5 separate regions of the Mus musculus genome follow, and regions 2, 3, 4 and 5 are each linked to region 1. A link is a loop called in an ENCODE intact Hi-C map of the cell type or tissue named here. Cell type or tissue: heart. All regions are shown on one strand. Region 1 holds the start of Lbh (limb-bud and heart). Region 2 has its middle 3.8 kb from the start of Gm41616. Region 3 has its middle 14 kb from the start of Gm23649. Region 4 holds the start of Gm30420 (a long non-coding RNA gene). Region 5 overlaps Lclat1 (lysocardiolipin acyltransferase 1).

Region 1 (5,000 bases):
AGAGGACCAGTTTCACCACTACTGGCTCAACTCAAGTGCAATATTGTCCTTGGCAAAACAAAAGGAGACCTAATGTGAGACACATCTTTAGATGAATTTAGATGGGGACTTCTTAATAAGATGAATAGTTAGATACATGTCTCTTATATACAAAGTTACCACCAAGATAACTCTAATAAGATTCTAAGTTCAGCTGGCCAGGGTGACTCATACCTACAATTCCCAGCACTCAGGAGCGGAAGTAGGACTGCTGCAAGTTCGAGGCTAGCCTGAGTGATACCCTTTCTCCAAACAAACAAACAAACAAGCAAAAAACAAAGCAATATTTCCACACTATTTTGTATGTGTATATTTGTACATATATCACTACGTATGCATATCTTAAGTTCTTTACCCTTAAAAATTAAAAAAAAAAAAAAGATTTTACCCAAAGGAGAAAAGGAGCTAAGACTAGACTGGTGCAACATTGGAAAGCAAAATAATTCTAATTATATCTAGATTTTTAAATTCAAGCTGAATTGCAGTTCAACCCTTTGGTCCCTTGGACAAAGGTGGATGGAGAAGCCGGTGCCGAGGGTTCAGTGCACACACTAGGAGATGCTCCGTGAATGCTGGTTGATGGCTTGAGGTGAGTTAGCGAGCCCAGGTCTCATCTTATCTCTGCACTGTGGCGTGATCACGGAAAGAACGCTTGCCCAGTGGTCTGACAGGGAGGTTTCCATCTACATCACTATCAGCCTGGCGACCTTGAATGTGCCATCTAATCTGTGAAGTGTCTTCTCACCTGTAAAACGAGGAACCTGGAATCCACTATTTGGAAGGGCTCTTTCGGCTCTAAGGTTCTGGGGCTTGAAGTCACTTCATTTGCTGGCATTTCTGTTTCTTCATTTAATCCAAGGCAGGGATGGTAGAAATCTGTCTCAGAGCAAAGAGAAGAAACGTTAAGTGTGTGCCTTAAAGGCTCCTGTATCTTTTGGTTGGTTTGTTTTAGATTTTGAGACAGGGTTTCTCAGTGTAGCCCTTGCTGTCCTGAAACTTTCTCTGTAGACCAGGATGGCCTCGAACTCACAGAGATCTGCCTGCCTCTCTGTCTTAGTCAGGGTTTCTATTCCTGCACAAATATCATGACCAAGAAGCAAGTTGGGGAGGAAAGGGTTTATTCAGCTTACAATTCCATACTGCTGTTTATCTCCAAGGATGTCAGGACTGGAACTCAAGCAGGTCAGGGAGCAGGAGCTGATGCAGAGGCCATGGAGGGATATTCTTTACTGGCTTGCTCAGCCTGCTGCTCTCTTATAGAACCAAGACCACCAGCCCAGAGATGGTCCCACCCACAAGGGGCCTTTCCCCCTTGATCACTAATTGAGAAAATCCCTTACAGTTGGATCTCACGGAGGCATTTCCTCAACTGAAGCTCTTTTTTCTGTGATAACTCCAACTGTGTCAAGTTGACACGAAACTAGCCAGTACACTCTCTCTGCCTCATGACTGCTGGGATTAAAGGTGTGCACTGCCACTGTCTGCCCAATCTCCTGTATCTTAAAGGAACGAGGAAATGCAGAGATGTGAAGGACTGGACAGAAGCTGAGTGTGCCTAAACCCGGAGTTCCAGTCCCAGTCCAGCCTTGTCTAACTGTGGCAAGTTCCCTAATTTACTTCAGCACGGTTTGTACATCTGTAAACTGGGCTCTGTAAACTGTTAGGCTATGCCGTTTAATCTCATTCCACTCGGTTAAAAGCCAACACAGTGACAATGTTTCGAAAAAACACGTAGCTCCTTGTGAGGAGCCACATAGATGTAGTAGCATTGAGAATTGGCGTAGTGTAGATCTGGGAGCCACGATCCAAGGCTGACTTTCTGCTCTAATTTTCTGACAGCTGAAATTGAGCTGAAGTATTCATTCATACACTCTCCCAAAAAGTACTCACCCGACACTAACTCGGTGTCCTCCAATGTAGGCCATTTTCCACGAGGCCAGGTTGTTATTCTAGAGGGAGACTTTTCTTCACATCCTCTTCCCCAAAAGGGCTGATTGATTTCCGTGGTGTGAGGAGGTGGTGAGAGGGTTTGATAGGTAATAATCACAAATATGTAACATGCATGTGTCTGTGACAGGTCACGATGGTACCATCCATTGCCTTTCATCTCAGGTCTTGTGAGGGATTGTATGGGCAAACATGGGAGAAGGTTTTCTTCTGCTAACCCAAGGGTCTGCCTCAGGGCCCACCCTCAGAGGGTTTCCAGGAAAGCTCGGTCTAGAATCTAGATCTCTAGACTTTGGCTTCTCTTTGGCTCCCCAGGTGACAATATGCCACATGTCAGCCAATGGCACTGAGATACTTTCCCATTCTATTAAAAGGCTCAGGCTGCCCCTCCATTAATAACACACCACGGACCATCTTCCCTTGGCCCCTGTTCATAAAGCCCCACCCTCCGCCAGACCCCTGTCACCTGGTCAGAAGCAGAAGCGAATAGTCCTGAAGAGCACAAACAGCGCTTCATTTGTCTCAAGGGGGTAAGGACAGCCTCCTGCGTTTTTCTGATTACAGGGCTTATGAAATACGGCTCTTTTAGGACGCTCCAGTTTTTACTCAGGATGTATATAGGTACGCATAGTTGGGAAAGCAGTTATTGCAAAGTTGCTCTTAGAAAGAGTAGATGCTGAAAATTATGAGGTCCTCTTTCTCAACATCCGCGTGGCCCCTGCTACTGAAAACTCGTCTCTTGATGCCAGCAGCTTTTTGCTGGATATAACCAGTACGCTTTTCTTTCAGGGTGCAGACTTATTTTAAATCACATTTAATTGTGTTTAGTTTTCGACCACGGCTCTCCCTTTCCCCAGTCCCTTTATGCACATAGGTCAAGGTTAGGAAGCTGTTTTACAAGAGTAATTGAAACAGAGGCCACAGCGGGGCAGCGCTGGGTACTGAGTCAGACTCCGTTCTTCCTGGCTGTAGGGGCTGCACAGCAGTTTAGTCTCCAAGATAGACACCGGAACTGCAATTCCTGGGCTATGAAGGAGTCAGTCTCTCAACTCTGTGTTTTCTATCAGATGGGCTCTGGGAGCTAAGGCTAGCCGGGTGTACTTGTATTCCGCTCGTTCTCCTCACCCTCTACTCCCAATGCAAACCGTATATGCTACTCTGTGTGTGTGTGTGTGTGTGTGTGTGTGCACACGCAAGCGCGCTCGCGCAACGGAAAAACCCTAGTAAGACACCACATCCTTTCTCCCACAAACAGAACCCTCCATGGACTCCAGGACCGCAGACTTTTAGAAAGCCAACAATGCCCCCTCCGGCATGGGTGCCTCCAGCCCCGCAGCTGTGCAGCCTTCTTTCCCATCTTTTCCTTTTTCCCCCGGCCCCGCCACGATCGGGATGCCACAGGCGATAATGTCCAAGAGAGGCCTACTTTGCATGGATGACCAGTGAAGGGTCCTGAGATGTGGAAGTCACAGAGAACCCGACAGCGGGCGCTCGGATGGAAGAATGGCGCCCTCCCCCGGCGATCTGTCTCTTCCCGCGTGGGCCCCCATTCCTTCCTCACGCCCACCCATCCCCGTAGCCCTTAGAGTCCCTGTGTTCAGAGAGGGGGCTGCGGACGCTGCGGATTTATGGTCAGGAAGCTGCGTTGACATTGAACTCCAGCTCGGGAACACGCGTGTGTGTCAACGGTGGGGAGGGGGGCGGGCTCGTAGCTGCTGGGAGCCAGCTCAGGCAGGGTGCAGAGCCCGGCTGGTCCCCGCCGCCGCCCGCGGGAGCTATGAGCGCTGAAGCCATTCATGATTTTGGTGACGTTATTCTAAGAGTGGGCGAGGAGAGGCGGGGCCGCTCGCCGACAAGCCCCGCCCCTCCCTTATAAATGCTGCTTCCCGGGCTCTTTGTGGGACCCGGAGATCGGTGGAGAGCGGAGAGCTTGGTCTGCACTGCCTACGCCGTTGGCAGCGAGGCTGTCTCCGGAAGGCGGACCGGCGCTAGCCCAGTACCCGCTCTCGGCTGCCCGCTGCTCTCCTCTGCGCCCCTGCCAATCTCATTCAGGACTCAGTGACTGGTTTTTTTTTGTTTGTTTGTTTGTTTTGTTTTGTTTTGTTTTTCTTAATCACAAGGGCGTGGGTCAGCCTCCCCTAGGACTTCATGTCTGTATATTTCCCCATTCACTGGTGAGTATCCTGCGCCTTTGGCGGCCGCCAGTTTAACCCGGGTGGCTGCGCAGCCCGGCAGCCTCCTAGTGCCGGCTCCGGGTACGAGGCCGGAGAGTGGCACGGACACCCAGTGCGGGTTAACCCGCCAGCCTCAGCCCCTGCAGGAGTCGACGTCAAGGTTGCAAAGCTGGAGGTTGGGGGAGGCGGTGCTGAGAGCATCCAGACAAAGGAAGTGAACTCGGAACCTTCACTTAAGTGGCGGCCAGAGGGCGTGGATATGGTGGCGTTGGGTGGGGAGAACCTGGGGTCCCACCTGAAGCCCCCTAAGGAAACCCTGTCCGCTGAGGGCCACAGGAGATGAGTCCTGCTTGGTGCAGGGGGCTCCGGTTTCCCGGGCCCCTCCCCTTCTCCTTTTTGTTTGCACGCAAGTCTCGGCGTCGAGGATGGCTGCAGAGGGGCCGAGCTGGTGCAGCCGCTGGGTTTGCAGAGCTTCTGGGGGAGGGAGGATGCTGGGGAGACGCTCTCCGCACAAACAAGCCACAAGCATCAGGGTGCAAACTACACCCTCACAACCCCTGCCCTCTCCGTTGTCCCTTAAATCCAACGCGCCTTTGTGGAGGGCCGGGGCTAGGAAGGAGCAAGCTCTCCCAGTGCCAGATTGGAAGAAGCCGGCCACTGCTGAGTCGGGGGCTGCAGAGATTTGCCTGCAGCCGGGGAAGATCGGGTGTGGAGGATCAGAGCCGAGAAGGATGGGGGACAGGCCCCTAGCTGCTGGGACGTGCGCGCCAGCTGCTTCTTCCTTCCTGCTGTGGTGTAGAGGAGGGGCGCTACAGGGAGGCGAGCACCCGTGGTCCTGGA
Region 2 (5,000 bases), 170 kb after region 1:
ACAGTCCAGTTTCCTCATCTGGACAATGGACATAAAAAGAGCATTCTTTGTAACATTAAAAGAATGGTTATATATGTATTACCACAAAGCTATTGCCTGGGTGATCAGAAATTGTTCAATAGCCATTGTCACGATGATGGTGATGATGAGAAGAAGAAAGGTTCTTGTTTATTTTCAGGGGAAGGGAGATGGTTGGGGCAAGGGGCTAAAAGGCGTGTTTGCAAATGTCTCCTTTGCCCAACCGTAAATCTTTCCTTCTCCCTCAGTGTGCAAATAGAAAGTGCTACATATACTTTGTGGTCACCCAGTATATATTCACTGGTGATGGAGATACTGCTTTGGTCATTCTGGGATAGTATAGCCATGGGCCACCGACTGGGAGTCAGAATCTAGAAGGTAGGAATAAAAGCATCAGATTCAAGGTCTGTGCTAGGAAGCCATGGCCCAGAGTGTGAAGATCCGAAGAAGAGGTGATAGTTCAAAGCTGAAAGCACCAGTCACGTATCTGGGTTTCAAGTCTGTGCCACCTCTCATGTCTGATTTTCAAGGCTTGAAAAGGCCAATTCTATTTCTATTTAATCTAACCCTGTTGAGGCTCAACAACTAATTCCTATGCCTCCTCACGCGTGAATTGCCAAGTTGCGGTCAGCGGAAGCAAAGGTTCTCTGAGACTTTTGCTAGAGCTTTAACTTGATTCTCCCGGTCAGCCCTGGGATTAGGGGTCCCCATAAGCCCACATCCTCTCAGGGATATAGGATACGTTCATGTTAAAGGAAAGTTGAGTTCTTTTGCTTCCCTTTTTGCTTGTTGTTCCCACAAGTGCCCTCTTCCAAGCGTCTGTTTGTCTTCATTCCTGTCTCATTGTCTCTCCTTCCCTCCAGCCACACTCGGTTCTACGGTGTGTGTGTGTGTGTGTGTGTGTGTGTGTGTACACACGTGCGCATGCGCACGGGCATTTGCATAGTCTCCCACATGTCCTTGCCAATCTCAGTAACTAAAAAAAAAAATAAACCTTTTATTCTTTTTTATTGGATTGCTTCATCCTTTATTACTGCTTTGCCCCGGTCATCGAAATGCCATAAGGAAACCTGGGTATGGTACCCTGGCAGCCAACACAGAAAATTAATAGGTCACTCTCCAAGGTCTCTTTCCAAGCAGTTGTCAGTGATCTCTGCCTACTTTGAAAAGCTTGGCTTTATTGCTCCCCCCTTTTTTCCCCTGCCCTTTGGCCAACCTGTGCTTTGCTGTCACTAGATTCCCCGTTCCCCCTCAGACTCTACCTGAGAGGCCCCTTTCAAGTCGGGCCCCAATATGTGACTGTCACGAGTTGCTGCTTGGCTGAGTTCCTGCCCGCCTGCTCTTAGACAGAAACCTTTGATAAGCTGACTTCTTTTTTTTTCTTGCAATTTCACAGCATACCCGCTGAAGCTTTTATCTCTGTGGCTGAGCCCAGGCAATAACTATTCCGCCTTTGCTATCTCGGTTCTGAGCTGTCTGTCTCCCTCGGAGGACACTCCTCTGCCCACTATCTCAGTCTTCCATCTTTTCATCACTGGATAAAAACGCTTTGTTTATGTTCCATTCTCTGTCTCATGTTCAGAGTCTGTCTGATAGGATTTCCAGGTTTTGTTTTTTGTGTGCTTCTAAATCTGATGGGACAGGAGAGAGCTGTTTGGTGTTTTCCTTATCAATGGAGAGGACTCGGAGTGATGGAGCCTGGCCACAGCTTGCTCTCCGTTGCTCCTTTGATTTGATTATCAGGAGCAATGCAGGACACTCTGGTTCCTTACACTTGAAATTGGCTACGGCTCCAACCTGTGGGCTCCTTCCTATTTGAGCACATCTCTTGGGCCCTGAGGGCTAAATCTCAGACAGTACCTTTGGACTCACAGCATCATGTCAGAACTCAAAGTCCTAATCACAGCTTTCTCGTCTCCATGGCAATGTTCCAACACAGGCAAGAACCTTCCATCTCATAAATCAAAATTAAAGTGATGGGTAAATTTCTTTCTTTCTTTCTTTTTTTTTTTTAAAAGATTTACTTATTTTATTTATGAGTACACTGTCACTGTTTTCAGACACACCAGAAGAGGACATCAGATCCTATTACTGATGGTTGTGAGCCACCATGTGGTTGCTGGGAATTGAATCCAGAACCTCTGGAAGAGCAGTCAGTGCTCTTAACTGCTGAGCCATCTCACCAGGCCGGATGGGTAAATTTTTAAAAAATATCTTTTATATATTTATTTTTATTGATATTTGTCTACATGTATATCTCCATACCTCATGTATCTTCAATGACTACAGAGACTGGAAAAGGGTGTCTAATCCTCTAGGACTGGAGTTACAGATAGTTTGTGAGCTGCCAAGTGGGTTCTGGGAATCAAACGTGGGTCCTCTGATAAAGGAATCATTGTTCTTAACCACTGAGCCATCTCTCCATCAGTCCAAATGATGGTAAATATTGTGATAGCTACCCCGTATCTGCTCTTCTTCCTCAATCTCTGGGAATGGGGACATAGGTTGTACTTCCTATGTACCAGTAACTTTAAGGAAAAATATTAATATTTAATGTTTGTATTCGACCTGCTCTATAAAGAATCCCATTTCACTATGAAAAGTTTCTGTTTCTGTGACTGTCTTGTGGCCATTATAATCTGTAATGGTCAGACTTTGGTTCATACACAAATGTGAAGTTATGGAAACACAGAAAGACACTGGCTCATAAGACTGGTTATGGTTTACATGGGGAGTGAGTCAATTTACCTAAGAGGAAGACAGGAGAGTGCTGTGTATCTGAGTTTAGGGACGTGAACAGGAATAAAGGAATATGAGGGAAGGCACTTCTGAAATAGTTAGTCTGGAAGACAACGGTGTGTGGATAGCTGACTGGACAGACAGAGGATACAGTACACTAGGCAGGAATGGGAGACCATCAGCTTGCTAGAAGCTGAGTGTATTCTCATCTGGATGTAGTTCAAAGAACCCTTCCGACACACAGAAGAGCCGCATAAAGTTTTCAGTAGTGTTTGAACACTCAACCTTAAATTATGTTCAGACGACCAAACGTGACATTTGACAGAGTCTCCAGGTTTAAAAAGGAGTCCAAAGATTAGAGGTGGAAATTCGGAAAACAAACAGACAAACAACAAAAAAGCCAGGAAGACACCAGATCTCTAAACAAGAACAAGTGCAGTGAAATGAACGCACTATAAGAACAGATATCTTTAAAATTTTTGAACGGTAGGACCAGATAGAATAAAATCATATTAATAAAAATCACATTGATAAAACTTTGGGCTTGGGATTAAAAAGTTCAGTTACTAAAGGGCTTGCCTAGAAGTCACGAACCCCTGGGTTCAATACCCAGCACCATGGAAACTAGGCATGATCACACAGACCTGTAATCTCAGCATGTGAGAGACAGAGACAGGAGGCTTAGAGTCTAGGGTCAGCCTCAGCTAAATAGGGAGCTTGATGCCAGCCACGGCTGCACTCAAACAAGCCAACAACAACAGAGCCAGGTTAACGGAACTCCTCTAGAAATGTAAACAGTTTAGTAGACAATGAAATACAAGCATCAGCAATAGCTTCAACCATACAGGTCTAGTGCCTAATAACAAGAATCCCAGTCAATAGACTACTCATGTATAGTTAACAGGATACAGCATGTTTACTTAGATTTGAGTTTCTGACAATGAAATAAATTAGGATAAATAACATATTTGCAGTAAGAACAGGCTCATAGTCACAATAAAAAAGTTATTTGTTTGGTGACACATATAATCTCAGCACTTGGGAGGATTGCCAGTTCAGGGCTATCATGGTTTACATAAAAATTCTGGGCTAACTTGTGCTATATGGCAAGATTTTTACCTTTTAAAACACCACTTTTTGATTATCTGAGATTCGCATGGAACTGTGCACCCTGTATCGTATCTACCAGCCTTGCCAGAATGGAGGGAACAGACACATTAATGGGAAGGAAATTATTAAACAACAACAACAAAATAAAACAATAAAAAAAATCAACAAAACTTCCACAAATTAAAGAACCTAAACACCCAGGTTTTAAAAGGTTCTATTAAATAGGCAGAGAAGTTGGGTTTTTTTTGTTTGTTTGGTTTGGTTTGGTTTTGGTTTTGGTTTTTAAAATAAGGACCAAAAGGATGGCAACGGGTTTCTTAACAGTTGATTAAGTTTTACAAAATGTGGTGAGAAAAATAATGCTGCATTCAGAAATGCAAAATTCACAAAGCTCACCTCTCACATGTCATTTGTTGGGAAATTTACTCTATCAACTTTAAAAGTAAATGAATGCAGCTAGGTGAGTGAAATACTTAATTAGCATGAAAAAAAGCTGTAGGATGGATCATCGCTAGCAGTAAACAAAACCAGGAGTGGGGTGTATGCCTCCAACCCCAGAAGTTATGAGCTAAGGCAGGAGGATCAGGAGCTCCAGGCCATCCTTGGCTACACAATGAGTTTAAGGCTAGCCTAAGCTACATGAGAACTCTTCTCAACGTAATTGATAAGTCATTTCTGCGCCGGTGAAATGAGCCAATTGGAGATAGATTATATTAAATGCGGGTTTATTGAGAAGCTCCTTGCAGGTGAGTTTACTTGGCCCCAAGGACTGAGGCCAGGGGAGTTGCCATGGCAAGGTAGAGACAGGGGAGGGGGAAGAGATAGAAAGAAAGGAAGAAAGGAAGGAAGGAAGGAAGGAAGGAAGGAAGGAAGGAAGGAAAGAAAGAACACGTTTGGAGAGGGAGGGAGAGAGAGAGAGAGAGAGAGAGAGAGAGCCAAAATGTCTGCATTATATAAGGAAGAGCCTCTGGGGGGAAGGGCAGCCCAGTCCCTGGACTGGAAAGTTTAAGGTTGGAGACAGGGTGTGCCAGGTAGGGACTGAGAGATGCTGGGAGAACCTGGGAGCCAGATCTGCTTTGACATGTAAAATATGCACCTCAGTCCCTTGTCCCAAAGCAAAATAAAACAACAAC
Region 3 (5,000 bases), 56 kb after region 1:
TCCTGCTGCTGGGACACTGTGGTCCATGTGGGAGAGTGGGATGCTCTGATTCATCATCCACAAATTGCAGTGTCTGTTCACGCTGGCAGCTCAGTGGCTGGATTTGGTGTCCATATTAGGCAGAAGGGAGGGACACGCTCCGGGGCTGTGTAATCCATCAGTGGGTGATCCATTTGCACCTGCTGCATCACCACCGCTGATGACTTCAATCAGCTAAGACAGCCAAGAGAAAAGAGGGAATGTGTGGGCAAAACACTGAGTCATTGCGCATATCTGTTCTCTGAACACACAAAAAATGCCCACCATGTGCGTCCTGGGCAACTTCTGTGCCCAGTTCCCACATAAACATCCTCCCCCACCTCCTCTTTGTGACTCCTGTTCTCTGATCTCCCAGCATTCTTGAAAGCCTAGGTCTTTATTCATCCTTGAGGGCTCAGCCGTTTGCTGGGTTTAGTTTAAAGGAAGGTGGACAGAGAAGAAGGAAGCAGTTAAACCCACTTTGAAACAGCCCCAGGGCTCAGATCCTAATTGCATGGTTAACCTCATCTTGCATTTCCTGATGAAATGGTGATGGTATTTATTTTGAATAGTCTTTGCCAACCCAGAGGACATGTTTTCAAAAGCACCCAGTATGCACCCTTACGTGTGCTTGCTTTGTAGTGACATCAGGTACTCTGAAGTTTTTCCTCACAGGCAATCCTTACAATAACCCTAAGGAATAATTACCTTTATTTTACAGGTGAAGACACTAAGACACAATAGAGAAAGTCGTCCAGGTCCCACCCAAGGCAAAGAAGTAGAAGACGATGAATCTTCCCTCATTCTAAAATACTAGCTAGAAAACTCATATCCAGTACTTCTCAAGAAACGGTGGTCTCTGAGCCGGCAGCAGTTCCATGTGAGAAGATACAGATAGTGCATTGTCTAAGCCCAGCCCAGAGCTACAGACCAGGAAATACCCTCCAAAGATGAGCATAAGCATTATGGTTTGATGACCACCTCCCCCGACCCCTGCTGGGATGCAGAGTCAAGCCTGAGACACACCACCTTGGGAGATGATACCCAGATGCATTAGATTGTATGTTCAGTTATCTGCTAGATAGCAGGCACTCTGTGTGTTGCTATCTCTTAGGTTTGGTTTTCCTATCCCACTCTAAGAGAAATGTGGTCCCTTTGCACAGCTAGTGTTGTCAGACTAGAAGGCCATGCTCCCCACGGTACCTATAAGTGGCTTTGTCACCGCAGTCCATGGCATGGATCCCAAGTCTCTCGCCCCACCATCCATCTAGTCCCCTATCAGACCCTTTGCTCTCAAACTGGCAGTCCCAGTAACATTGGTCTGAGCTGTGAAGGGTAGTTCTAGTCCTCAAGTCAGCCCTTGGTCAGAGGCTAGACCCAAGTCAACTTCTTTGGAGTTGCTCTTGATCCCCTTTTAACTGGAGATGCTCCCCAACCTTCATGGGTGAGTCCTGGCCCAACACCCCACTCTTAACACTGAGAACCCATCTAGTGCTCCTTTGGTTTAGATCTTGTATGGGTTCCCAACCCCCTCAAGTACCCAGACCACACTCCAGAACTCACATTCCCTGCCAGTCTTAGACATCTGGGTCACCAGGTCCCATCAGTTTCATGGTCAAAACAGAGAGTCTACTCCTGACTCTGAGTCTCCTCTGCTCTCTGTGTCCCGTAGTGTTGAACCTAGCCATGTTTATCCCAAACCCTGTTTTACTCCCTCCAGGTCTAGAAGAGGCTCCTGTACTGTTGGAGCTTCTATTGCTGTGAAGAGACACCATGACCATAGCAACCCTTAAAAAGGAAAGCATTTAATTGAGGGTAGCTTAGGTTTCAGAGGTTTACTCCACTATAGTCATGGTGGGAAGCATGGCAGCACACAGGCAGACACAATACTGGGGAGGTAGCTGAGAGTCTACATGTGGATTAACATGCAACAGAAAGAGAGAGAGAGTTTGAGCCTGACTTGGGCATTTGAAACTTCAGCACCCACATCTAGTGACACACTTCCTCCAACAAGACCACATCTAATCTCTCTCGAGTAACACTGCTCTGTAATGGCCACACATTCAAATATATGAACCTATGGGGGCTAGTCATACTCAAACATGCACCATTACAGACTTATAGACTGGAAACAGATTGAAGTCCCTCTTGCTCCTACACATCCTCATCCCATCATACAGAGCACTGAAGAATATTATACCCAGGCCCTTCCCATTTATCTACTACGCTTGTGGCCCTGACTCTCCCTCATACAGAGCTTCCATGGATCTATTCTCTTAGGTGTTTTTGTCATGGTGACATGGGCTCAGAGTCAAGGCTGAGTCAGCCTGCATGGAAGTCAAGACCATGTATGCGAACTGAGAAGCTGAGCCAGATGGCCTGAGAGTCAACTCGGAATGGAATGTATTGGGTTCATTTTGCAGTTTGGAGCAGATATTTTTGGATCGTTGCTTATCACCCGATGAAAGACATTTTTAAATGTTCTATATATGCCCAAGCCAGGGAAGTAATGAGTTCTTTGCCTGAAGCTGAACAAGTCAGAACTCAGAGCAGCAGAAGAGGCCAACCACTTGGTCTCAGTAGCCCAGGTGAGGCAGGGATATGGCTTTGGAGAAAGCTTAGCCATTGGCCAGTGAAACCAGCTGTAAGCCTGAGAGGGTGGGGAAGGGTGTGGCTTCCTGACTCCAAAGGACTTAAGTTAGAAGTGGGACTTTTGTCTTTTCCTATCTGCTGAAATTAGCCAATTTACTTAAACACCCATCTTCAAGACTCTTGAAGTACTGTGTATTTCCTGGAAGAAGATTTTACCCCTTTTATTGGATTGCTAGGAGCATTCACTAATCCTATGTGTCTGATGAGTAGGATGGTACCTGGCATGACTGCTGCTTGCCCATTCTTCTCCCCACCATGGCTGTTGCACTGCTCCCTCAATTCTACTGTACATTTGGGGTGATTTGAATCCCTAGAGAAAAATGAGAACGCACAGCAGAATGATCTGAAATCCAGGAAGAGAACTGTCGTCGTATCATAGTGACCCTTTTGGCTTGTCAGTAATATCAGGCCAGATGCTCTTATAAGGAGATTGACCTGGGCAGACCGAGCACCAGATGTTTGGAAATGCTGCTGTGACCCATATTGTCTGCTTGGTACAGCCTTGAAGAGCCCAAGGAAGGACCTGCAGAGAAACCATAGCTCAGATCCTTGGATGAATGGAAACTACAGGACAGGTTGAAATGAAAGCTACAAGCTCACATATAGGGCAACTTTGTCTTCAGGATTAGAGCACTCTAGATCAAGTCTAGATCTATGCCTTCCCTGCTACAGGTACCTACACATAGGTCTTCATAAATGAATGAACAATCTATTCTTTCTTCCAAGTATCCAATGGACTCTGTGATGGATAGTGAGGAAATCCAAGTGATTTAGCAATACAAAACTTTACCAACAATATGTGTTTTAAACTATATAGTAGAAGTTGGGTTCTTTTTTTCCCCTGCATGTACAGTCCTGAGTTTTATTCAATGTATAACAGGTTCTAAAAGCACGGCCATTAACAAAACAAAGAATGATTGCAACAGCATAGAGAAGATATTTTTACCACTCCCTGGCCTTCAGACCCTCCCTTCATTCCCAACCACTGGTCACCAGGAATTCATGTCCCTATAATGTTGCTTTTTCTATAAAGTAGAATCATATAGCATTACCTCATGGCTTATTTCACCTAACATCATGCTCCTGAAATTTATTTATTCACTGAGATTCACTCATTCATTAAGATGTAGTCATTCTCTGAGATCCACTTTATGAGAAATAACCAAGCTAGTTTCCATCATTGCTATGCTAGAGTTTTATTCCCATATTAGAGCATGAGAGTTCCAGTATGTATCAATAGTTTGTTACTCTTTATGAAAAAAAAATGAGTATTCCAGGGAAGGAATGTGTCAGAGAGCACTTATGAAGAGACATTTGGCTTAGATCCGGCTTTTGGCGATTACTAATACTCTATAGATTACTCAATGGGTTTTTATGTGACAATGCTTTTATTCCTTTAATGTAAACATCTTGAGGTGGGATGGTTTTATTGCATCGTAAGCATACATTTAACTTTGTGGGACGTGATCAATCTATTTTCCATAATGAATGTGCTGTTTTGCCCGCCCCCCACCCATTTGTCTGGGAGTGATTCAGCTGCTTCACATCCTCGCCAGCACTTGGTGCAGAGTCAGTGTCTTAACAGGGATGGGATGGTACCTCATTCTGGTTTGAATAGGGATTTTCTTAATGACTTACAGTGTTGAGCATCTCTGTTTGCTGCCTTGTTTGTTCGTCCATCCCTATTTTCTAAGCTTTTACCGGTTTAAAAATTGTAGTCATTTCTGCTCTCATGTTTGTTTGTTTAAATACCTATTCCCTGAAATATATGTCTATTGTCTGATGTGTGATCTGAAGATATTTTCACAAATCTGTAGGGGTTTCCCCTCATTGCCTTTAATACTTCTGTAACAGAAATCAAAGTGTGTTATTTAGATAAAATCCAATTTGTTGTTTTCTATGGATCATGAGTTGGTTGCCATGTTTAACAACTCTCTGACTAACATAGACTCAAAAGGATCTTCTCCTCTGTTCTTCTCAGAAACTTTTATAGTTCTCCATTTCACATTTAGGTCTACGATTGACTGTTGGTTCACTTATGAATAGAGTATAGGGTGTATATTGAGTTTTATTGCTCTGCATAGGATGCCTAGTTTCAAAACCATTTATTGAAAGAATTATTCTTTCCCCTGTGGAGTCATCATCGTATATGTCAAAAAACCATCTGGCAATGTCTATCGGAGTCTAATTCTTCACTCTCTTTTCTATACATCCTTCCATCAACACCCCACTATCTTTTACTGTGAATAGTGAGTCTCCAAAATACCTCTGCTTCAAAACGGGTCCAGCTCTACATTCCCATAGAAATGTGGTGTATCTGCCTATATCTG
Region 4 (5,000 bases), 110 kb after region 1:
CACTGATAGGGTAAGATTGCTGCTACTGAACTGGAAAGACAGCCATGCCTGGGATACCCCATCCTATCAGGAAATGAGATCGCTCTCACCAGGTGGCAGAAGGTGGTGTTTTGATTTAAAGAATCTGGCAGAGGGCTCTTCAGTCACAGACAGCTGGAAGATGAGTTCAGACACACCTTTTCCCCTCCATGTGTCTTTACTATATAAACAGATGATTGGCTAAAGCCCTTGTATAACTACCCTAATCCACTACCTGTGTTTATTTCCAACATGGTGGAATTAGTTGAGCCTTTCACTTTTTGGGTGTCTGCTATTTTGTTATTTATCCTTTTCATAACATTCATTGTCATACTTTACTCATAAAACATAATGAATTTTAAAATGCTGCTATAAATATTTGCAGAGCACCGGCTACCTCTGCTTCCGAGCACAATTTAATGAATATATCGGCCTTTTAGAAAACGATGTTGAGGTTACTATAACCTGGGTCCTTTGTCTTCTCTTCTCTGTAGTAGTAACCTCCTTAGTTCTGGTAAGGTTACCCCTCACCTTCTCACCCAGAAGCTTTGAGGCCCTCTTGGCCCTTCTATGATCTGTATCACTTTCCCATCTAAAGGGCCCCAGTCTTTCTCCCAGCCCATCTGTGTGCAGATGCTCTCGCAGCTGTAGGCATAGCAGAGGCTCAGCTGTCTGACCCTTGTTCCACACCAGGGAGATAGATGGCTGTTGCTTCCTTTCCACGAAGGATTAGGTAGCAGGTTTAAAGCATACTTGTGCTGGAGAAGCTTTGTGGTTTGGATCCAGAAAATGGGTCCCAGCTCAGGCTCTCCTCACTCCAAGAATGACACATTAAAAGACTGAGGCTTTCTGCAAAGAAAATAAAATGGCTTCAATGTACAGGGTTCAAGTCCATAGGGTTAGGGGTCAAGTCCATGGGGCAGCCCCTTGGCTTCTTTACACTATTTGCAATGACCCTGCTCCTTTGCCCAGTTTGGCATCCAGACATGCAGAATGTCAACACTATGGAGTCACATCACATAACCATCATGTGGGCAGTTGGGTTGCCAAGCTACCTAGTGAGCATCTACCCCAGGAGCTAGGAGACCTCCATCTATCTGATTCAGTCTACCTCCCACACTGTTAGCAGGTGTCTGGTGCACAACAAAGTCACTCAAAATGAGGTGATCACCTCCTTATACCTGCTGGTCAGCCTTGAGGTGAGAACGTTCATCAGGGTCTCCGACCTGATACCTTCTGAAGGAAGGGGTGAGGATGATCCTGACCCCATGATGTCTTTTCTTATAAATTGGCTTAGCAATGTAATGATTAAGCTTGGCTATTAACTCGAGACTTAGAACCATCCTGGAAACAAACCTCTGTCCATGTCTGTGAAATATTTTCCCACATTATGTCAGTTGAGGTAGGAAGCCACACCCACCCATCCCCACACTAAACATAGGTGGTATCATTCCACAAGCTGAGATTGTGGGCTGAATATGAAGCAGAAAAGGAACTGAACACCAACACTCACCTCCCTCCATGTCCTTAACTACAGGTACAATGTGACCAGTTGTCTCAAGTTCCTGTCGCCATAGCTTCCTCACCAAGGTGGAAGGTACTCTGAGAGTGTGAACTGAAATCAACCTTTCTTCTTTACATTTTTTTTTTTTGGCTTGGTATTTTGTTGCAGTGACCAAAAAAAAAAAAAAAAAAAAAGATAGCTAAGACAAGAAAATTGCACTGTATGAGGCTTCCCAGGTGTGGAAACTGTAGACACCCCCAATAACTATTAGGATCAGATTTCCAGGTTCGGTTCCATTATTCAAACATCCACTTTTTTTTTCACCCAGCCCATATTTTGACCCCACCTGCTCCTTTACCTGTAATGAGAAATTAACTGTTTCATCATGGGAGTGATCATCTAGATTATTAGGCTAGAGGTCACCAGAATGTGCCACAATTCTAACTCCTTGCAAGCCAGAAGGACTTGGAGGCCTGGTGCTGAACTGGGAAGGTGTCATGTTCCCTGTGAGGCTCAGCTGGAAGGTCTAGAGCTCTTGGGTACCAATCCTACCATGGTCATGGGAATCTGAACTATGAAGCCACTGGCCAGAGGACAAGGCCCTGGGCTCAAATCACGTTATAGCATTGCTGGAAACCTGGCTCCTTGTAGCCCTAGAAAGTGTGAGGGCTTAGCTCCTAAGAGAGATTGCTGGCGTTGACAGCTGGGGGCCAGGGCTCTGAGGCCACTTGCTATATAGGAGCCAGTGTTTCTAAGTGTGCATGAGGCGCCTTCCCCATGGTGGGGGCTCTGGATTGGCAGACATCTACATTGGGCCCCACAGAGGGCTCCTGTCTGTGTCAGAGCCATCTCGCGACACCTGCACGCCTATCAGCTTGAGCTGAGTGCTTCTAGAGTGTGGACAGGGCCAGAGGGAAACCAGCCGCTCCTGGCTCCCTGCCAGGCAGCTCACGGCCCAGAGGAGCCTGAAAGTCATGAGAGACTTGCTCTCACCCTGCAACCATCTCCAGCTGGGTCAGGGTGCACGCTCAGAGCCAGGTGGGCTGAGTGCCCAGCTAAGTGAGCACTGAGGGCAAGTGACTTAACTCCTTGAGTTTCAGCCTTGTTACCTGCAGGGCAATGGTGTCACCTCCACCCTTGCTGCAGGGCTGTGTTAGAGACGTCCCAAAGGATACAGCATCATTCCATAGGAGAGGAGAGAACAGAAAAGACAGGAAAGGAGAGGAGAGAGAGAAACGGAGAGGGTAGGGAGGAGAGAGAGAAGGCCAAGTTGTTTTCATTTGCAGAGCTTACTGCTCTAGCCAAATATCACCTTTAAATACTATTGACACGACAGAGCCTAGCTCGCTAGCTTAGAGTTGAATTTTTGTTCTGTTTTTAAATCTAAAATTGTGGAACACATCTCCTTGAACACTTTGTCTACTAGCCCTGTCCTCCCTGTCTGCGAGGTTCAAGCTTGGAGCTAGCCCAGGACTGCCAAGGTCAAGAGATGACTTCCTCGGGCCCCAGAAAAGAACACTTGAACAGGGGGAGCCGATGGCTGCTTTAAAAAGCCAGCTGTAGTGGGAAGGGAACACCTGCTACACAGAACTTCCTGTTCCTTGGCTGTCCCCTGCTCTCTTTGCACTCTTAAGTGTGTGTGCAGTGTGTATACATGTGAGTATTTGCATCTGTGTCTCCTGCCTAGGTGCTGCCTGAGGTAGCCGGCACAGCCTCAGTGGGGAAGCCTTCCTGATCTGGCTGCAGCTAAAACACTTTTTCGGGTTTGAAGTTACTTCCACCTAAAATAACCAAATAATTGAGGTCAGAATGGGTGGTCCTTTCTGCTCGAATTACCCACAGAATTACCTCATTTTCCCATTGCCTTTGTGTATAAGCCAAAGCATTAATACCATCCAGGTCAAAGAACAGGCTAGAAATAAGCCACACAAATAAAGAGAGGGCTTCCCAGCCCAGCCTCCCCATGGGTGGCGAGCGTCACCTTGTATTTGATAACAGTATTTTTCAAGTAACTGGTATGTGCTGGCCCGGAGACTGTGCTGTGTGTTGGGAGTACTGTGAAGATGAGGGAAACGTGATTTTGTACAGCTGAAGCTCAGATTTTAGTCAAAAGTAAAAAAAAAAAGTCAAAAGACAAAAGTCAGTAAAGTAACAAATACAATGGTTATAAATTATAGTGAGGGTTATAATGAAGCCAAGAATAAATAAATAAATAAATAAATAAATAAATAAATAGAGAGAGAGAGAGAGAGAAAGAAAGAAAGAAAGAAAGAAAGAAAGAAAGAAAGAAAGAAAGAAATGTTTATTCTAAGCAACTGTGGGTAGTGGCATATGTGTGTGTGTGACACACACACACAGGCACACTCATAAAAGGGAGGAAGGAAGGAAGGAAGGAAGGAAGGGAGGGAGGAAGGGAAGAAGGGAGGGAGGGAGGGAGGGAGGAAGGAGGGGAGGAAGGGAGAAAGATAGGAAGGGAGATAAAGAGGGGGAGAGCAGAGAAGGAAGATAGATAAATGAGGAGGTGAGGAGAGGAGAGGAGAGGAGAGGAAGGCGAGGGAGGGAAAGAGGCATGATGAGAGAAAGATGAAGCAGGGAGACGACAAGATGGGGAAACCTCATGAAGTATGAATCACCAGCCCACGGAGCCAGGACAGGAGAAGGTACACAGCGGTGGGAGGCACACCGAGTCCTTTACATACAAGCTGTTCACTGGGGTGCAGGCAGAAAACAGCACTGGGTTCCAGAGAGCCTGAGCTTGTTCATGGATAGAGCCAGACCGGTAGAGACCGCCTACCCAGGACACAGTCCCTGGCCTGCCTCTAACACGGGAGCTGCCACCCTTGGCTAAGATAGCTTTTTGGTTTTTGAAATGGCTGAAGACAGAAAAAGGTGATGATTACACAGGTGTTTTGGTCACCAAGGACCTTGAAACCAGATGAACAGTGGAACAACTTTTCGTTTGTTTTGTCTAGCCTCATAGGATAAGAAAATGGCGGCACTGGGACACCGCAAAGTTGCGCAGCTGATTTTGTAGGGAGCCGGGAGTTCCCATATCCACCCCTAAGGTTTGTCTTCTCTTAATGCAATACCCAGGTCAGTAGAGGGTTTAGAGCTCTTTGTTTCAGACTCTGGATTTCAATCAGGACTGGCTTGGGAGACACTACCGGTGGCTCTTTCAAAAGGAAGAAAGAAGTTCAAATCACAGAAGTTCTGGGCATCAGAGGCTGTTAACCAAGCCCCTTCTTATGGATGGACAGACTCAAAAATCTATATAATCTAGATGGTCCCAGGCCATAGAATGGGATAGTGACAACACCAAGGGAAAGAAGGAAGGACGTGGCTTCAAACTGTGGGTGCAAGCCGGGCATGGTGGCGTACGCCTTTAATCCCAACACTCAGGAGGCAGAGGCAGGAGGATTTCTGAGTTCGAGGCCAGCCTGGTCTACAAAGTGAGTTCCAGGACAGCCAGGGCTATACA
Region 5 (5,000 bases), 280 kb after region 1:
GCCAGCAAGCTCTTGTTGGCTTCTGCAATAGTGTCTGAGTTTGGTAGTTGTTTATAGAGTGGATCCCCAGGTGGGGCAGTCTCTGGATGGTCAGGCTGTAGACCAGGCTAGCCTCAAACTCATAAATCCACCTCCCTCTGCCTCCCAAGTGCTGGGATTAAAGGCGTGCACCACCACTGCTGGGCTAAAACCCTAGTCAAACATTTTATATTCTGATTTAAGTTCTGAATCTAGTTTGCTTGCATACTTTTAAATTAGTATGTTTCATGGCTTTCTATACGTTTTGTCTGTGTATACTATTATTGTTTATAACATCTTGTTAAGGGAAGAAGTATATATTGGGAAATTATAAAGCACAGAAGTAGACAGACATAGAGGCTGCTGTAATTCCATAGTCCCTGAATGAACACGATTTGAATTTTTAGTTCATTTTGCTCATCATTTAGTCACAGATTCTTACATACATGCTCACATTCTTAGAAATATACGTGCACATACATACCAGCTCCTTTATAACCTTAAAACCAGCAAAGAGAACATGTGTTTTGTGCCCATTTTATTTCTTACTTACATTGTAATCTTTCATATCTTTGGACCTTTGAGCTGATTGTGCAGTTTATATTATGTATTCGGGTTTTTAAAGAAAGAAATATTTAAGGAGAGAGCATGGTGTGCTTTAAGGGAGTGGTTTTTGAAACAGCAGACCTTGCAAGTTCAGATTGGGCCAGTGGTAGTCCTGGGAAGAGCAGCAGTTGAAACCTAAAAGTGGACTACATCATCTTCTGTGTAGTGCAGTTAAGGATACCCTTGTTTCTAAGACAGTTGATTTACATGAAACCCAGTCACATTGTGCAGTAAGTAGTCTGCCCTACTACTCTACCAATTGGAATAGCAATCCTATCAAAAAGTACCTTTACCAGAATCTCTAGAATAAAAGTTTGTACCATCCTAGTTTCTTTTCTGATGTTGTGATAAACATCTTAACTGAAAGCAGGTTAGTGGAGAACTGGGTTTACATCGCCTTACACTCCCAGGTCACAGTCCATCTCTGTGTGGAAGGCAAGGCAGGAACTTGAAACAGCTGGTCACATCCAAAGTTAGCAGGGGAAATAAATTCACCCTTGCTTGCTTGCTTGCTTGCTTGCTTGCTTGCTCTTAGCTAGCTTTCTTCTCTTTTACATTTTTCATGATCCCAACTATAGGAAACGATGCCACCCAAAGTAGGTGACAGTCCCTGGGATATGCCCACTGATCAAGATTAAGACTCTTTAAAAGTGCTTCCAGGTTGTGACAGGTTGACAGTTAAAGCCTGGCGCATGCAGCCTTGTCAGGTTGACATAAAATTTGCCATAACACTTGTTTAGTTCTGTCTGATTTGGAAAGGAAAACTATTTTCAGATTTTAACAATGAAATTCCATAGAATTTGATACTCTTGAACATAAAATTTCTTTATTTAACAAATATTCCAGTGTTTTGAAATTTCATATACAAAATTAATTCCCTTCCATGAAGCTTGTTATATGAAGAAAGAGATAATCAGCTACTAAGAATCCATACAGTTGTCATAAGAGTTGGTATAGAAAAATAAAACACTTGCCCCTAGAGGTATTGTGGGCGTGGCTGCTGTGTCACATGTGTGTCAGGAGGTGGCAGAGAGGGGAGAGGCTGTGAGTGTTCTGACTTACAAACCTAACATTTCCTGGGAAAGGTGAATCTAAGACGACCATCAGTTTGGCATCAGGCTCCCAGGATATGGAACAAGCCAGAGACTAGAAGAATTCCACCTGAGACCACAGCCCTGGGCAGAAGCAAGCCTGGTCCAAGGTCCAAGGATTTAAATTGGCGGACCCCAACATCTATCCCATTAATAAACTGCTGGAGTGTGTGAAGAGGCCGGTCTTATAGATCCCAAACTACAGGATGTCCATGAGACAGGGCAACAACAGGATATCTGGGAGGAGTCTCAGTGAGGTTCCAATACTGATAGAGTAGCAGAAGCCAGAGGCCTCGTGGCAGACCGACTCATTGCAAGGAACATTTGCAAGAAGTGTGGACAAAAGGAAATACTGTGGGACATACTGTGACACACAGCTTCCACAAGAGTTTTATCTGGGGGTCGTATTGCAAGCATGGAAGGTGGGCACGAGGGAAGGGGGAGATGAATGGGATTGGGGTCCATGATGTGAAATTCATAAAGAGCCAATAAAAAGCTAAAAATTTTTTAAAGGGGAAAAGATAAGGCAGGATGGGAAGACAGTAAAAGAAGGAAGCAGGGTGCTAGCCTCTAAGGTGGTCAGGACCAGCCTCTCTGAAGTTTCGGGTAAGTAGGAACTGTGTGTATGAGGTAGAAGACTTCATCTGCAGCAGAAGGCGTGGGTAGCTGAGGAGCAGCTGCACAAGCTGAGGTTGCAACATGCCCAGTTGGCTTGAGAAGCTCAGAGTGGCCAGCGGTCCCATGGGTGTGGGTGGAAGGAGTGGGAGGCTGCAGGGAATGAGCTGACAGGAGGCTGTGGTTGGAAAATGGGATGCCAGTGCAGTTACTAATAATGATGGTCTGGGAAGGGGTGGGTGAAGTGAGGGGCGGAACATCACCACACTGATTTGTCCCATAGTGTGTCCCAAACCGTACATTTTAGCGTTGTGTATATTTGTCTCCACATCTACATCAGACTTGATTTTCACGTGAAAACCCTCAGAGTCACTGATCCTGACAACAAGCTGATGAGAGGTCGCATCTCTCCGATGTCTCTGGGCTCCTTGTCCCCTTTAAGGTCTGCAGCTAGTTGCAACAGAAATGCTGCCACTAGTCTGCTCGTGCCCAGGACATTCACAGCAGATGCAGAATAGCTTACTGATTTCCATGTCCAAGGTCTCTCCTTGTATTGTTGGGAGAGCTGTGGGCATTTGACTCAGTGCCTCTGATAGAAATGACACAGCCCCTTCTGTAAGATTATCTACTGGATATTGTGTTGTGGGATACATCTGTGGTTGCTGGAGGGCTAGAGAACTCACTGATCTTAAATTTACTCCTAGGAAAGTTGTGTTTATATAGATAAATTTTTTTGTACTAGTCTGTAAATTTCCAAACAGAGCTGAGAATTACATGTCCTAACATTTGCTGTCATCAGAAGATATTTCATGATCTCTACTAGTCAAGGCCAAATTTTTGAACACTTTATTTTCCAGTTGTATTTGCTGAGTAACGAGTTTGGTTCTTCTTGGAATTTGTAAAGTGACCTCATGGAATGGAAAAAGAAGTTATTGCCAACAATTGGAACATATACTTGTCTCTGTAACTATATTCAGCCAAATCATGTTCAGATGTGTGTACATGATGTGCTAATCATGTGTCTATTTTGCTGTGCAGTGGTCTGGGTAATATTAGCCACTCTGTGCTTGAGCAAGGCAGGTATTTTATTTTGCTTTCAAAGCCCAAATTATTGGATTAAAAAAAATGTTGATTTGATTGCTAGTTATTTCTTCAGGGTGTTTAGATTTTGTATTTTGTTAATTTTTCATGTTATTAGTCTTTTACGTTTAAATTGTTCTTATGTCAGGATTTTATGATTCTTAGTGCTGCTTGGGATTGAACCTAAGGGGCCTTGCACGTGGCAGACAAGTGACATTGAACATCCCCACCTCACATAAAGATGGTCTTTAGTGAAAACTTTAGCTAATTAGTTTTTTGTTTTTATATCTCAATTTTCATTTCATATCAGTTTTTTTTAAGCCACCTAAGTAATTTTAAAGTTGGGATATAAATTTAAGGATATTAAGGCTTATTCATAACGTAAATTTACATCTGTCTCTATCAACCTATATACCTACCTACCTACCTACCTACCTACCCACCCCCCCACCCAGCCAACTTCAGATATTTGTAAGGGATTATCTCAAATGTTTGCATTGTGGGCTGGATAAATGGCCCAGTGGTTAAGAGCATTTGATATTCTTGTAGAGGACCTGATTTGGGGCCTAAATCTGTAACTCCAGTTCCAGAGGATCTGATGCCCTCTTCTGGCCTCCTTGGACACTGCACACTGTCACACAGACATGCAGGCAAAGCACTCATACACATACTCAGAATGTTTGCGTTGTCTTTGTATACTGTGTAACAACAGAAAAGTGCCTTCTGGGCATATGCAGGGTCTCACAGTGTAGTGGCTAGCCTGGAATTCACTGTGTACACTAAGCTGGTCATGAACTCCTGTAAATCTGCCTGTCTCTGCCTCCCGAATTCTGTGATTGAAGGTGTCACCATCATACCTGGTCATAAGTGTTATTTTTGTACAAGAAGTGCTTAATGTTTTTCCTTAGCTTTTACCTTATGGCTCCTAACAGTCTATTCTTTTTGTCTAGAAAATAATAAGGCTAGGAGTAATGATTTTGCTGAGAAGAACGGACTTCAGAAATATGAGTATGTTTTACACCCAAGAACCACTGGCTTTACCTTTGTGGTGGACCGCCTAAGAGAAGGTAAGTTCTGATCTTAAAATGTGTGGTTTGAAATAAATGTGACACAAATCGCTGAGCTGTGTATGTATATCTGACGTGTAGTGAGCCATATGAATCCAATGACCTGTGACAAATAGTCACCTTCCTCTTCTAAATGTTTCATGTCATAAAATTGCCTGTGCCTAACATGAAAGGCCTTGAAACCTCAAGTAAGAGAAAGTGTCTTTCCTTAAATGGCATCACTGTTCTTTGAGTCTGATGTGTTTTAAGATACAAACTATAATTTGCTAAAATGGAGCCTTTTACATCGAAGTACCGTGATTTTGAAGAAATATTTGCTACCAGCCTAGAATCACATTGGGATGGTAAGACCAAACCTGTCTATGGTCAGTTTGGGTTATTTTTGAAATTCTGTGATTATAACTACTAAGATGTGGTCTGTGGTCTTGACTTTTGCGTTGCCAATGCCTACTGCACACCTCTGCCATCAGCTTGTAGAAGCTTGTAAAGGTGGAAGTCTTTGTCTCTGTATCTGTGCAGAATG

What was found. Peaks named below come from ENCODE experiments on the same cell type or tissue, not always from the same donor. Only the 100,000 strongest peaks of a DNase experiment are listed, where the experiment ranks them.
Region 2: it touches region 1 in a loop (2.2-fold over the local background); 9 of 42 quality-filtered maps call a loop at or near these places.
Region 3: it touches region 1 in a loop (3-fold over the local background); 11 of 42 quality-filtered maps call a loop at or near these places.
Region 4: a loop joins it to region 1, with 2.7 times the contacts of the local background. A loop is called at or near these places in 6 of 42 quality-filtered maps.
Region 5: it touches region 1 in a loop (1.9-fold over the local background); 6 of 42 quality-filtered maps call a loop at or near these places.

Annotation. Positions count from the first base shown.
Region 1 is chr17:72,914,419-72,919,418 of GRCm38, forward strand. It overlaps Lbh (limb-bud and heart), which reads left to right and starts at 3,887. Exons shown (of 3, transcript NM_029999.4): 1 at 3,887-4,160. The coding sequence starts at 4,135. It overlaps Gm30375 (predicted gene, 30375), which reads right to left and starts at 3,737. Exons shown (of 2, transcript NR_168598.1): 1 at 1,930-3,737; 2 at 326-915. In heart, CTCF peaks have their summits at 2,912, 3,527 (motif pointing left) and 4,977; DNase peaks (open chromatin) are centred at 2,963, 3,843 and 4,933; H3K4me3 peaks cover 2,301 bases; H3K27ac peaks cover 2,848 bases.
Region 2 is chr17:73,085,849-73,090,848 of GRCm38, forward strand. No RefSeq gene overlaps it. Among named protein-coding and RNA genes, the nearest start is that of Gm41616, 3.8 kb to the left of the region's middle. In heart, a CTCF peak has its summit at 2,134 (motif pointing right); no DNase peak of the experiment used is centred here; H3K27ac peaks cover 1,860 bases.
Region 3 is chr17:72,970,809-72,975,808 of GRCm38, forward strand. No RefSeq gene overlaps it. Among named protein-coding and RNA genes, the nearest start is that of Gm23649, 14 kb to the right of the region's middle. In heart, no CTCF peak of the experiment used is centred here; a DNase peak (open chromatin) is centred at 2,523; H3K27ac peaks cover 759 bases.
Region 4 is chr17:73,020,432-73,025,431 of GRCm38, forward strand. Gm30420 (a long non-coding RNA gene) reads right to left here and starts at 3,718. Exons shown (of 2, transcript XR_385745.3): 1 at 1,532-3,718; 2 at 1-867. RefSeq lists an enhancer at 1,732-3,720. In heart, no CTCF peak of the experiment used is centred here; DNase peaks (open chromatin) are centred at 2,280 and 3,160; H3K4me3 peaks cover 749 bases; H3K27ac peaks cover 3,875 bases.
Region 5 is chr17:73,192,319-73,197,318 of GRCm38, forward strand. Lclat1 (lysocardiolipin acyltransferase 1) reads left to right here. Exons shown (of 6, transcript NM_001177967.1): 5 at 4,361-4,477. It also overlaps the pseudogene Gm25406. Among named protein-coding and RNA genes, the nearest start is that of E330032C10Rik, 56 kb to the right of the region's middle. In heart, a CTCF peak has its summit at 4,015 (motif pointing left); a DNase peak (open chromatin) is centred at 2,433.